3 separate regions of the Homo sapiens genome follow, and regions 1 and 3 are each linked to region 2. The links are chromatin contacts, found by Hi-C or POLR2A ChIA-PET in ENCODE. All regions are on one chromosome and are shown on one strand. Each heading gives the region's core, a stretch centred on a gene start or an enhancer-like site at or near the end of the contact. The rest is flanking DNA. Distances are from core to core; before and after follow the strand shown.

Evidence for each region. Hi-C counts contacts between places; a loop is a spot of excess contacts on that map. ChIA-PET counts read pairs that join two places held with the same protein, here RNA polymerase II (POLR2A). Pooled maps may share reads with other maps.
Region 1: a loop to region 2 is called in a map with no recorded cell type, with 22 times the contacts of the local background. The contact joins the promoter of ODC1 here to the promoter of SMC6 in region 2. A Hi-C loop is called at or near these places in 2 of 37 single-sample maps with no recorded cell type and 4 of 50 pooled maps.
Region 3: a loop to region 2 is called in a pooled map, with 5 times the contacts of the local background. The contact joins the promoter of LPIN1 here to the promoter of SMC6 in region 2. A Hi-C loop is called at or near these places in 4 of 37 single-sample maps with no recorded cell type and 7 of 50 pooled maps. POLR2A ChIA-PET finds 5 or more read pairs at or near these places in 4 of 52 experiments (activated B cell, activated CD4-positive, alpha-beta T cell, activated T-cell and 1 more).

Annotation. Positions count from the first base shown.
Region 1 is chr2:10,445,600-10,449,666 of GRCh38, forward strand. It overlaps ODC1 (ornithine decarboxylase 1), which reads right to left and starts at 2,728. Exons shown (of 12, transcript NM_002539.3): 1 at 2,522-2,728. SNORA80B (small nucleolar RNA, H/ACA box 80B) reads right to left here and starts at 1,250; the gene lies at 1,115-1,250. RefSeq lists silencers at 665-894, 2,119-3,598 and an enhancer at 1,909-1,998.
Region 2 is chr2:17,751,025-17,755,125 of GRCh38, forward strand. SMC6 (structural maintenance of chromosomes 6) reads right to left here and starts at 2,786. Exons shown (of 28, transcript NM_001142286.2): 1 at 2,602-2,786; 2 at 1,954-2,040. GEN1 (GEN1 Holliday junction 5' flap endonuclease) reads left to right here and starts at 3,114. Exons shown (of 14, transcript NM_001130009.3): 1 at 3,114-3,321. RefSeq lists silencers at 2,262-2,621, 2,762-2,901.
Region 3 is chr2:11,745,224-11,749,520 of GRCh38, forward strand. It overlaps LPIN1 (lipin 1), which reads left to right and starts at 1,409. Exons shown (of 21, transcript NM_001349206.2): 1 at 1,409-1,448. It overlaps LOC124907735 (a long non-coding RNA gene), which reads right to left and starts at 236. Exons shown (of 2, transcript XR_007086220.1): 1 at 1-236. RefSeq lists enhancers at 1-149, 2,661-3,332, 4,105-4,297 and a silencer at 1,088-1,657.

The DNA of each region.
Region 1 (4,067 bases), core at 1,478-3,977, 7.3 Mb before region 2:
AGTTTCAGTTCCTTAGAAACTTAAAATAGCATTATAGACTTTTTTATTTTTTTTGAGACAGAGTCTCACGCTGTCACCCAGGCTGGAGTGCAGCGGTGCAATCTTGGCTCACTGCAACCTCTGCCTCCCGGGTTCAAGCGATTCTCCTGCCTCAGCCTCCCCAGCAGCTGGGATTACAGGCGCCTGCCACCATGCCCGGCTAATTTTTGTGTTTTTAGTAGAGACAGGATTTCACCACGTTGTCCAGGTGGGTCTCAAACTCCTGACCCCAGGTGATCCACCCGCCTCGGTCTTCCAAAGTGCTGGGATTACATTATAGCCTTTATACACAGCCATACAAACATTTCCTACTTCCACTAAGTCTTAGAATGATTTTTACTGACCAACAGGCATCATGGAAATGTCTGGAGCATTTGAGATTTTACGAGTTAATTTTCATGTATTAGCTGGGTATATACTTCTTAAAAACTGTAATCTTCAAGTCAACTTATCACATTGTATTACAGTTGCTGTTACCTGATCAGAATTCAGTATTTTTTTTTTTTTTTTTTGAGACAGAGTTTTACTCTTGTTGCCCAGGCTGGAGTGCAATGGCATGATCTCGGCTCACCTCAACCTCCGCCTCCTGGGTTCAAGCGATTCTCCTGCCTCAGTCTCCCGAGTAGCTGGGATTACCGGCATGTGCCACCACACCCGGGGCCTGGCTAATTTTATATTTTTAGTGGAGATGGCGTTTCTCCATGTTAGTCAGGCTGGTCTCCAACTCCCGACCTCAGGTGATCCGCCTGCCTCAGCCTCCCAAAGTGTTGGGATTACAGGCGTGAGCCACCACGCCCGGCTAGAACTCAGTATTCTTAAACCAGCGTTGCCTACCAAGTTTAGCAATTCCGGGAATGCCAACTGTCCTTACAGTCACTCTCGTATTTGCTTAGCTATGAGAATAATTTGGGGCTAACTTCACCAAAAAAGAAAAACAAGCAAGAACATCACTCTAGTAACAATAAAAGCCACTGTATTTTGCTTTCATCAAATGTGGCACCTTGTGAACCAGCTTTCTTAAAATTATTTATTTTAACCTTTAAAAATTTCTGCCAGGTAGAGCTTTCTTCTTTTCCACTGTGCAACCCACTTCAGTGCCAGCAGCCTACGGGCACAGAGGCCAGGCAATGGTTCGGGGACACAGTTTGCTCTGGCATGGGGTACTATGACAGGCCCAGGGTGACGGGCCTGTCATAAATCCAAACCCATGCATAGAATTTGCTTTAAAGCTCTATCTATTGTGACTGCTTGGCATTGTCAACCTCCGAAGTTGCCTAAATCACCCCTCGGAGAAGGGAAGAGAGTAACAACGCTAGCAAAACCATTTTTGTTACAGACATGGTTATATATTTTTGTTTATATGAAGAATATTTACAATTTAATAATAAATAGGCTCATGCAGTCTCGGACTGGGTCATTTGAGGCCTTATTAAATATTTTTAAGGCAATGTTCAGGCCTAAACTTGGAAAGTTTTGATTTCTTTTTAATACGCCAATACTTTTTTGCTTTTCTGTATCTTTTAAGGCGTTACTTAAGTAACTTACTTGAATATATTTTACTGAAGAACACCTTTCGGTCTTTCTGTAACAGCTAAGTTATTTAAAATGGTCAATCAATTAGCACAAGAGGATAATGTTAGAAGAGATAGGGGCTAATTCAAACAAACTTTGAAAAAAATTTCACAAATCAATTAAAGTCTGCCCAATTTTATGTTTAAACAAAGTCAGCCAACACATTCTTTGTCCTCCCCAGACATTCCTGAGAGGTTCTGCCTTCTACACTTTCACCAATTATTTCGACTTCGCAAACAGCACAATCAGCCTTTTCTGCAAACCTTAGGGCTGTCTCCCCTGTGTATGTCCGTTCATCTAAGCCAAGCTTTTCCGAAATCACCGAGTCATTCACAGTCCTTAAATAAACACCTCTAAGTCATGGCCGAGCATCTAATATCACAGCTACTACAGCAAGACTATCTTAGCTCTACCCACTCTCGCGGGTTTCCAAATTGGTGTCATCTGCTCTGTAGACACAGCGAAAATAAAAACTGGAAGGAAACTGAAGGCGCCAAGGCCGGGGCCCGCTCGTCTGTACCAAGGCGAGCCCGGGCTCTGCGCCCCTGCACCTGCTGCGCGGCCGCCAGGGCCTCCCCAACGGCTCCCCGGCCAGCGCGCGGCCGCCGAAGGGTTGGGAAAGAGGCCGGCGCGGGGCCGCAGGGTCTCCGGGTGGGTCTCCCCTAGGCCCCTCCAGCCCCGAGCTGTGAAGACGGGGGCAGAACGAGGCGCCCGGATCACCCTTATCCAGCCGCGGGAGAACCCCGGGCCGGGAGGAAGCGGCGCCTCAAGGTCGTGGCCCGCTCGGCGACCACGTGTCTCCGCAGGCCGGCGAGGCGCGCCGCACACGTGCCCGGGGCCCGGGGCCCGCAGCCCGCCCCGGCTCCCGCCCTCGCTCCCTCCCTTCCTCCGCGGCCGGGGAGTCCCTCACCTCAGAGCGCCCAGGCGCCGCAGGCCAGCCCCATGGGGAAGCGCAGACGCCGGAGCCTGAGTCGCAGCCGCAGGAGCGCTCGGCCGCCCCCGCCGCGCCCGTCAGCGCCTGGCTCCCGCCCGCCGGAGACGCCGGCCCGAGGTGGCGCCGGAGCTGCTGGCAGAGGGGCGGCGGGCGGCGGCGGCGGCGGCTACAGGAGGGACTGACAAAGCCCCACGGCACGCCGCTCCCTACTTATAGCACCGGCGGGTCGCCATGGAGACGCACCAGCTCAAACCAGCCACGATCGGTTCCGGCCGGGACACCGCCGGGGGAGGGGCGGGGGCCCGGCGGTGGCCAACCCGGGCCCGCGCGGAGCTGGTGGGGCGCCGGCGGGCCGACGTCAGCCGAGCCGAGCACCGCCTGCCCCACGCGTGGCCCCCGCCCCCGGCTTCGCGCCCCGCCCTCCCCGCCCTGCGGCCGCCTCTCCCCGCCCTCCCCGCCCTGCGGCCGCCTCGCCCCGCCCCGCCCTGCGGCGGTCTCGCCCGCCTGGAACTGGTCCGCGCACGCGCACGACGCCGCAGGCCCCGGCCCCGGCCCGCGGCAGCTGAACGGCAGAGCCTGTAGCTGCACAGCTGTGCTTCCACCTGGCGTTCAGTACCTCGTGCCCGAGAGCGGAAAAGGGAAATCGCGAGCGGAGGACCGATGTGCTGGCCACGTGGGCCCCGCCGGGCCGACTCCGGACCCTGCTGCCGCCCATTCCTCCGGTGCAAGGGACCTGGAAGTGATCCCGGTGCCGCTCTGCTCCCACCAGCTAGGGAGCAGAGGCGCGGGAGGGAAGGGGCGTCCCGGGGGTCGCCAGCACGCTGCGGGCAGGGCTGGCAGCCGCCTCCACGCCCCCGCGCTGGAAGCCTCGTCTTTGTAACATCGAGGTATCCTGTAACTAGATGGGTCCTGGCCTGCGGAGGTAGTTTCCCCTGTGAAGCCAGGGACTCAGCCAGGAGCGTGAGGGGACCCGGATCCTGAGTCTCCAAGCCGCCCACTACCCTCTGCTTTACCGGATGGAACTCATCAGTAACTAGGTATCTTTAAGGGCGGCTCCCTGGCGCGCTCTGAGAGTTACGGAAGTCCCAAAATGCTTTGACCGAAAACGTCTAAACAGTGAATACATAAAGCAAAAAGCCGCGTGGGAAATTCGAGTCCCTAGGAGCGCCCAGGGGACGCCTCTGGAGGTGGACTGCCACTCACTCCAGGCCACGCTGGAATGCCCGCACCAGGGAGGCACTGCACTTGAATTGGGGACACTTTTTTTTTTTTTTTTCATTTTTACCTTTCATTCCCTTTTGGACAATCCAGACAGGATATGTCTCTCCCTAGGGTGGGGATTTCGACTCCTTAGGGTGGGAGTACAGCCGATGAAGAGTTAAGGAGAGGAGTGGGTAGATCTAGATCTAGCCTTGGGTGGGTGGGGGCGGGGTTGGAGGAGCTCAGAGCACTGGCCCAGCGCTGCCCCCAACTTGCTGTGTGCTCTTGGACAAGTTATCTCCCTTCTCTGGGCTTCAGATAA
Region 2 (4,101 bases), core at 1,536-4,035:
AAAAAGATTCTCTAATGTTACTATTAAAGTCAATCAAAACTTTGGGTGTGCTTTATAAAACTTCATTTTGTGTTTCATCTTCACACTTAATACTAAATGCCATTATAAGTTCATGGAACAGGTTTGGCAAGTAGGGAGAATGAAATTTATTTTATTTGAAAACACTGAGTTTGGGCTGGGCTCAGTAGCTCACGCCTTGTCATCCCAGCACTTTGGGAGGCCGAGATGGATGGATCACTTGAGGTAAGGCGCTCAAGACCAGCCAGCCCAACGTGGTGAAACCCCATCTCTACTAAAAATACAAAATTAGCCAAGTGTGGTGGTGCATGCCTGTAATCCCAGCTACTCCGGAGGCTGAGGCAGGAGAATCGCTTGAACCCGGGAGGCAGGATTGCACCACTGCACTCCAACCTCGGCGACAAGAGTAAAACTCTGTCTCAAACAAAAAAAAAAAAAAAAGAGGAAAAAAAAGAAAGAAAGAAAACACTGAGTTTCAAGTGCTCCTAAGGTATTTTGAGATAGAGGCCAGTCAGTAGTAAAGGATACTCTGCAATGGAGAAAGATTTGTGGGTGGAGCTAAGGAAGCTACTGGAAGTAGTTTGAATTTGGTGACCAAGAAAAGCATGCTCAGAGAGAAAAGATGTTAACTTGTTTAAATAGTGAATCAAAAATGCTAACATTAACCTAAGCAACTACGCTTGACCCTCAGTCAGCTGGACTTATCGTTGTGTATAAAGAACTATGGCATTTAATTGTGTCTTAAATATAATGCAAGCTATCACGGTAAAATTTTGAGTTACTTACTAATTCCTAAAAGTAAGCCAAGTACAGCTTTAATTATTTTTCCTAACTTTGGTCTAAAAATGACAGTCAAGATTTAGGTAGGTTTTACATAAAATTCTACAGATTCAGTAAAATACACTCAGTAAAATAAACCTTTGGGGAATAAAACTTGTTTTTCACTGTAATACCTTTAACATGACTTGTGTACTTTTTGCCAGGCTCAATACTAACTGGTTTATACGGATTGCAGACAGATGTCGATATATAACTACATAACTTTCTCTTCCTCTCTGTGTCCACATATTTAAGAATCCTGTCAGCTAGGTACAGTCAATCCCTAAGAATTGGTTCCAAAATGACAGCCCCTCTCTCTCACTCAGATACCAAAATCCACAGATGCTCAAGTCCCTTATATGAAATGGTGTCATATTTGCATATAACCTCCCCACATACTTAAAAGTTATCTCTAGATTACTTATATAACCTAACACAATGCAAATGCTATGTGAATAGTTGTTATACTGTACTGTTTAGGGAATAATGACAAGAACAAAAAAAAGTCTGTGCAACCATCCACTTTTTTTCCTCTGAAATATTTTCAGTCCCTTGATTGAGTCCACGGATACAGAGGATGCACTGATAACTGTATTATTTCTTCCAACTTGCATAAGAAGAACTGAAACTTAAAGAGGTGGTACCAACCTGCTCAGAGTCACACAATTCTGGCTTTTTGTGATATAAATACACGCTTTTAGGCAATATACTAGTGGCCTCCAAACGTTTTGTACTTGCACCCATTAAGCAAAAGAAATTTGAAATACATGTTCCAACATAAAATTAATACCCTATGTTTCACGTAGAAATCAAATGAAATAAATCTAAATAGAAGTTCTAATATGTTCCCTCTCTACCCACACACCCATGGAACAAACTGCATGCCACTGTATATACTATTGTACATGTTAAAAGATCACACTGCAACCATATAAAAGTCAGGAGATTTGGGTTTTTCTTTTTTCCTTTGAATATATATTACTGAGAAGTTTGCCTTTAAAACACTGGCTTTTAATCTACTACTCGTGACATATGCAGAGTAATAAGCGCTCACAAAACTTCTGTCTTGAGGGCTCAAACACCAAATGATTGCTCTAAGAATTTTCACAGTATTACCTCAAACCCTATTGGTTCTACAACCTTTCTCTACCCTAGAGTCCTGTTTTCCGCAATTCCCAATTGGGATTCTTCTCCGGTTCATTTCTGTAAGAAATGAGGGCAGAGAAATGCCATCAGTAAACCTTTGAACACATGTTAATTTTTCTAGGTAATACAATTTGCATTTTCGTAAAACTGGGCTTTAATGACAAATCCGATTTCAGTGATCTTTGCATACACCCTTTAAACACACCAGTTGCCGCCTGCGAGATATCATCAGACTCATGCTAAGAGCCACTCCCTACCCCAGCTTTCCCCAGACCTCTCCCCGCTTTACAGTTATTCGCCACAGCCCGGGAGAGTCTGGGGACGGCCGCCTGGGAGGGGACGGCCGCCTGGGAGGGGACGGCCCGGAGCAGACGCCAGGTTTCCCGCGGCTCAGGAGACCGGTGCCGCCTCGGAGAGCGCGCGAAGGTGCCGCCGGCCGCCCGACCCGCCCGAGGAACGGACATCTCCCGCCCGGGCCCGCAAGGACGACCATGAACACCGCCGCAGCTCAGCTGACCCTGCCTCTCCCGGGTGGCTGGGGGTCGCCAGCCAAGGGGGCAGCGGGCGGAGGATGAACCCCGGAGCAAGGGAAAGCGACAGCGCGCGCCTTCACCCTACCGCCAACAAGTCGAAGTCTCCCAAAGGAACCTGATCGGCGGGGCTGCCGTGGTACGACCGGCCGCTAAGGCCACCCTGCGGGCGTCTCGACCTCGGCTGACCGCCGCTGGCCCCCTGGGAACCGCGTGCCGGCCGCAGGAGAAGGTAGATTCCCGGGAGCCCCGGCGCCCACCGCGGTACTAACCGCGCCTGCGCCCCGCCCTCCCTCCCTTCGGGCTCCGCCCGCGCCTGCGCAGTTGCGGGGTTTCGCGCCGCCGGAGTCTGAGAGGCCGGAAGTGCCCCTTAGCGGGTGGGGGAAGCTGGTAGGCACGGGCGGCTCCGCAGTGACCGGACTCGGGGGAGGTGAGTGATTTGCCTAAGTAAAAGGGAAAGATAATTGAGCGCCCCCGGCAGCTGGTCTACGCATGCGTCCGCTAGGCCGGCTGGGAGCCGGCAAGGGAAAGCCGAGCGGGCCCCATTGGGGGAAAGGGGTCAGTCACTTCCCGGAAGAGGCGGGGCCGCGCGGGCCCGGCGCTGGATTCGAAACGCTTCCTGGTGCTCCTGGGCCTGGCGGTTGAGCCCGGGGAGCTAGTCTTTGCTTGGGTAAAGAAAGAGGACTTTCCTTTTTTTTTTTCCTTTTGAGAAAATTCAGAAATTTGGAGGCACAGTAGTTAGGATTCAGGCCAAACTGGTAAATGACGAAGGGGCTTCTTCCAGAGCCAAGGAGGAAGGGTTGTCCGGGTAAGTCCCGCGGGACGTGGAGAGACGGCGCCGCCCGGGTCCTCCCACTGATTCCTTTGACCATCTGGCTTACGGACGAGCTCTTTGTTCGCTGCTCCTCCGAAAACGCCTTCAATGACTCCCTTTGAATAAAGTAGGAAGTCCGAACCGAGCCGCCAGGCCGCGACTTGGCCCCTGTTTTCCACTCGCGAGGGCCCTGCGTCACCCCGCCTCGGGAAAGCTGCGCGTTCTCCGGCCGCTTGCGCTTGGCCGAAGCTGCTGGGTCCCGCTGTGCTTCCCCCGGGCATGCGATGGGGATAATTCCCACGCCTCGCTCAAAGCCATCCCGGGAGAGCCCTCCCTGGTCCCCATAGGCACAGTTGGGTGTTCCCTTTTCCGTGTTAACCTTGTATTTCGGATATAGTTCTGTTATAGTAATTACTTTAAGGTATTGTAGTTATTTACAATCAGTCTTTCCCCCACGGTAACCTAGAGTGTAAACCCCCTAAATAAACGTCAGAAGTAATGAAGTCTTAACTTCCTTGGCTTAGGTTTCAGCGCCCTTCTCAACCCCACACTCCCGCTTCAGTCTTTACACAACCCTTCCCATGAATATGCTGACCTAACAAGTAACCTACTTTTCATACTCCAAAATCTTCTCTTCTGTGTGGGGAAAATAATGCATTGACTGCCACCTCACTCCACCTCCAAATAAATTGATGTTGAAATTCTGGCCTCCGGTAATGGAATTCTTTACATCAAAGTCACTTTTTATTTCTAAAAGTAATCACATATATATTA
Region 3 (4,297 bases), core at 159-2,658, 6.0 Mb before region 2:
TTTGCCTCCAAATCTCTCTGAAGTCCTTCCGCTTCTTGCTGAGTAGCCCCTGTAATCTGAGCCACCATCATGTCCCCCGGTTTCCTGCAGTGCCACCTGTCTGCTGGCTTCTACTCCTGCAGTCCATTTTCCATGGAGTGGAGGGGTGACTTTTTAAAGAAGTAAATTAGATCATATAATTCCCAGGTTTAAAATTCTTTTTGGACCAGGCGTGGTGGTTCACACCTGTAATCTCAGCACTTTGGGAAGCCAAGGTGGGAAGACTGCTTGAGCCCAGCAGTTTGAGACCAGCCTGGGCAACATAGGGAGACCTGGTCTCTACAAATAGTTTGAAAAATTAGCTGGGCGTGGTGGCATGCACCTGTGGTCCCAGCTACTTGAGAGGCTGAGGCAGGAGGATTGCCTGAGGCCAGAAGGTGAAGGCTGCAGTGAACCGAGATTGTGCCACTGCACTGTAGCTTGGGTGACAGAGTGGGACCCTGTCTCAAAAAGAATTGGTTTGGAATAACATTTAAATAATACCTAAACTCCTTGCCTTGGCCTACAAGACCTGAATATTTGGCCCCTGCCTTCCCTCCAGCCCACAGCACCGGCCCCAGGACCTTTGCACCTGCCATTTCTGCTCTCCAGAAAGCCCTGCCTCCTCCCCATCTTTGTAGTCATAGGTGTTTCTTGTCATTTAGAGTTTCAGTTCAAATATGACACCCTCCCATTGATGGAAATCATTTCACCACCAGACGTTATGTGGCTCATTGTTTATCCGCTGCCTGCCTCCCGGCTGGAGAGGCGCAGGGAGCTGCCTGTCCCTCCTGTTCAGAGCCACCGTTCCGCACCTGGACCACCGCTTGGCAGAGGCGGGAGTGGAGGCTGTCACCATCAGGATGAAGGACAGGGGTGGCCCGGCGTGGAGAAGCTAAGAAGAGATGGCGATAGGTCAACGCGATTGCGCCTTTAAGGTGGAAGAAACGAAGGGCGAGGGTCAGTAAAGTCAAGGACGGGCTCAGATCCCGCCACTGGTGATAAGCGGGACCCATAGGACCGACGTGATCGCGGCCAGGCCCTGGGTGGTTTACCTGGACTTTTACCTGGCTGCCTTTTCTCTGCACCCCTCCGTCCTCACTCCCCCAGTCATCGGCATAGGTCAAGTCAGAGTGTTGAAGAAACACACGAGTTTGGCTCTGGAAAGGAAAATCAGAAAGGCGGCCTAAGGGGCCCCACCCCCAGGAACGCTAAGATAGGCGGCCAGGGGTGAGCGGGCAGGGCCGGCCAGCAGGCCCTGAAAGCAGCCGGGCCACCAGCGCGTCCCGAGTCCCCCTCGCACCGCCCCGCTTGCCCCGCCCCTGCCCTCTGCCCCCGCCCCTGCCCCGCCCCCGAAGGCGAGCTGCGCTGACAGCCGGCGGCGGGCTGGGTGTTTGCAATACAAAGGCGGCCACGCGCGGCGCCGCTCGGTGAGTAGCCGCCGCCTCCAGCCTCCCGCTGTGGAGCAGGGGCCGCAGCCTCGGGTTAGGCGGGGCGGGGCGCGGCGCCGGGGCGCTGAGGACGCGTGGCGAGGCGGGGGCTCGGCCCCGGGGCCCGAGGACCGACGGCCGGGCTACGTCCCCGGGGCCCTCTACGGGAAGTGGTTCGGGGGAGGGAGGCGGGGAAACAGGCCCCGGAGGCCGGGAGGGCCTCGCGAGCATCCCTCGGGCCTGGCTTTCCTGACGCGCCGCGAGGCCCGGTGTGGGCCCGGCTTGGCTGATCTCGAGCGGCGTAGGGGCCACTGGGGGCTGCCGCGCAGTCCCAGAACCGCGGGGACTAGCTCCAGCCGGCCAGCGCGGGTGCGTCCTGGCTCTGCGCGATCATCCCCAGCTTTGCGCCGGGGACTGGGATGAGAGCCTTTCTTTCCCCCGGAGTTAGGATTCCAGCGCTGCAGTTGAGGAAACTGAGGCTCAGGGAGGTTGACCTCTGTGCCCAAGGTCATACAGTTGCCGGGCGGCAGGGCAGGCTGAGCCCAGGTTGGAATCCCGGTTCTCATATTACAGCTCTCCCCTGCGAGGCCTCTGCACCTTTCTTGCAGCCTAGGAGGTGCTAGGCCTAGTGAGCTCCGTCAGCTGCTCCTGCACGTAATTTTATTATGGGCAAGGCCAGGAAAATGCAGGATGAGAAGTAACGTTTTGGGAGTAACTTAAGTGCTGTGGAGCTAGAGTAGGTAATTTGTGTGGTCAGTAGTTGCTGGAGAAAGCAGATGTCAACCCTGTTTTTGATCAGCAAGCAGGAAACCAACTAAGACAACTGGCAGTATTAATTTGGAGATGTTTTAGAACCCGGCAGTTTCCCACAGGATAGAAGTGTTTTGGGAAATCAAAGCTTGTAGCCGTTTTTTTAATTGGGGGTGTTGTGGTATGGTGGTCTAGGGGTAGTGATTGTGAGATTGACTGTTTATCCTTTGTTCCGTAATTTGGGTCTTATTAATGAAAGTAAGCAGTTGAGGAATGTATAGTATTTGAGAAATAAGCACATCCACACATGAACACTTTTCTTGCTCCCAGATTCTTGTTGAAAGGTGTAACAGTTGGATTTATGATTATATACTTTGATAGCACTTCACGTTTGCCAGCATTTGTTATTGAGTGTTTTTGTGCATGGGTTGTGTGTTTTGGCGCTTATTATTCCTATTTGCATGTGGGGCCCTGTGGTCCTGTGGAGCCAGGCCTGGATATAGCCCTGGACTCGGGTCGGGAGGTCTGGGCTCTGCCTGAGCTCTGTGGGACCCTGAGCGAGTTCTTTCACCCACCCAGGTCTCGCTTATCAGCAGTTCCTTTCTTTTAGAAAAGCACAGGGGGACAAGGGGCGGACCTGCTGAGTCTTGTGGTGTGGGAGAGAACGCGAGGGTTCAGGTGAGAGACCGCAGGGATTCCTGGTTGTAGGGGGGACCTTGGAAGTGACTGAGAAGGAGCCTGCCCTGGATTAGGTGGGGACAATTGGCCTGGCCCAGCCAGAAGGAAGTCTGTGGGTCCTGCTCTCCTGCTCTTTGCGTGGTCAGCTGCACAAAGGGCCCAGAACAGACGGCAGGGGAGGGTCAGGAGATGAAAAGATATTTCAGAAGAAGGTCCTGAGGCCACCGTGGTCTGAGATGCGCCGAGGCCGGCACAGAGCACTGGGCTTTGCAGTTGTTGTTCTGACCACTCACAGATGTAGAACTTGGGCAGAAGACTTCAATCCTCTGAGCCTCAGTTTTCCCATCTGTAAAATGAAGGGATAATCATACCCATTCACAGGATTGTTGCAAAAATTAATTGAGATAAAAAAGAGCCCCTGGAACATAATATGGGGTCCACGAATCATTGTGGTTGTTATGATTTTAAAGTGCCACAGGGTGCCAGCGAGGAGGGGCTCTTTGTGGGGTTGGGACAGTCCTGGCTGACGCCGGCCTCTGCTCTGTAAATCATCCCTGTGGGACACCCCCTCCCCCTGCCTGCCACCTCTCTTCCGGTTGGCTTTTCCGGACCATCTGTGTACTGGGTTCAAGGCCTAAAAGGTACCTAAATGAGGTTAATTGATTTGGGCAAGCCTGCCAATGGGGGTAGTCGAGGGGTACAGGCAGCTTTTTCCTTAGGGTGGGAGGGGGCTGTTGCACGGATGTCGGCAGCTTTTGGAGCATTTTGAGAGACATCCAGGTGTTAGGTCCCGCCAGGACACCGAGGCTGGTGGTTCGACCTGTTTGCACTTGCACTTCCTCACTGGTAGCCCGGGCGTGGGATCTTGGAGCTTTTGAGGGGTCCTGAGGAGGAAGTCCCTGGAATCACCCACTAGCAGCTTTGGGGCTTGTTCCTTGAGAAGGGCAAAGTCACAATTTTGACACTTTATTGAACCCTGGACCAATGTATTGTATAATAAGCCCACTCATTTAAAACTGGAACGGGGTGTGTGGGGAAAAAAGAGTTGGGACAAAACCCAAGCAAAGCCGTTCAGTGACGTCACAGGTTCTTCATTCAGAAGAGGCCCAGGTGCCTATCGGATGGCTGTTTCTGAAATGTTCGCTTTCTGAGCTGTGAGGGAGGGTCTGGAGAGAGAGAGGGGCCCATGCCTGTGTGTCGAGGGGACACACCCACACTGGCCCTGCTCCTTGATCAGAGGATGCACCAGCGCCTGAAGGGAATCTGTGCCCCCTAGGAGGCCACACTGGGCCCTGGGGCTGCTGGGGTCCGAAGCAAGTGCCCTGACCTCCCTTCCTGTGGGTTCCCTTCCTCTTCCTCTTTCCACAGCTTTCCCCTGTCTGTCTCCCTACCTGTAATTCACCCCAACAAGCCCTTAGCAG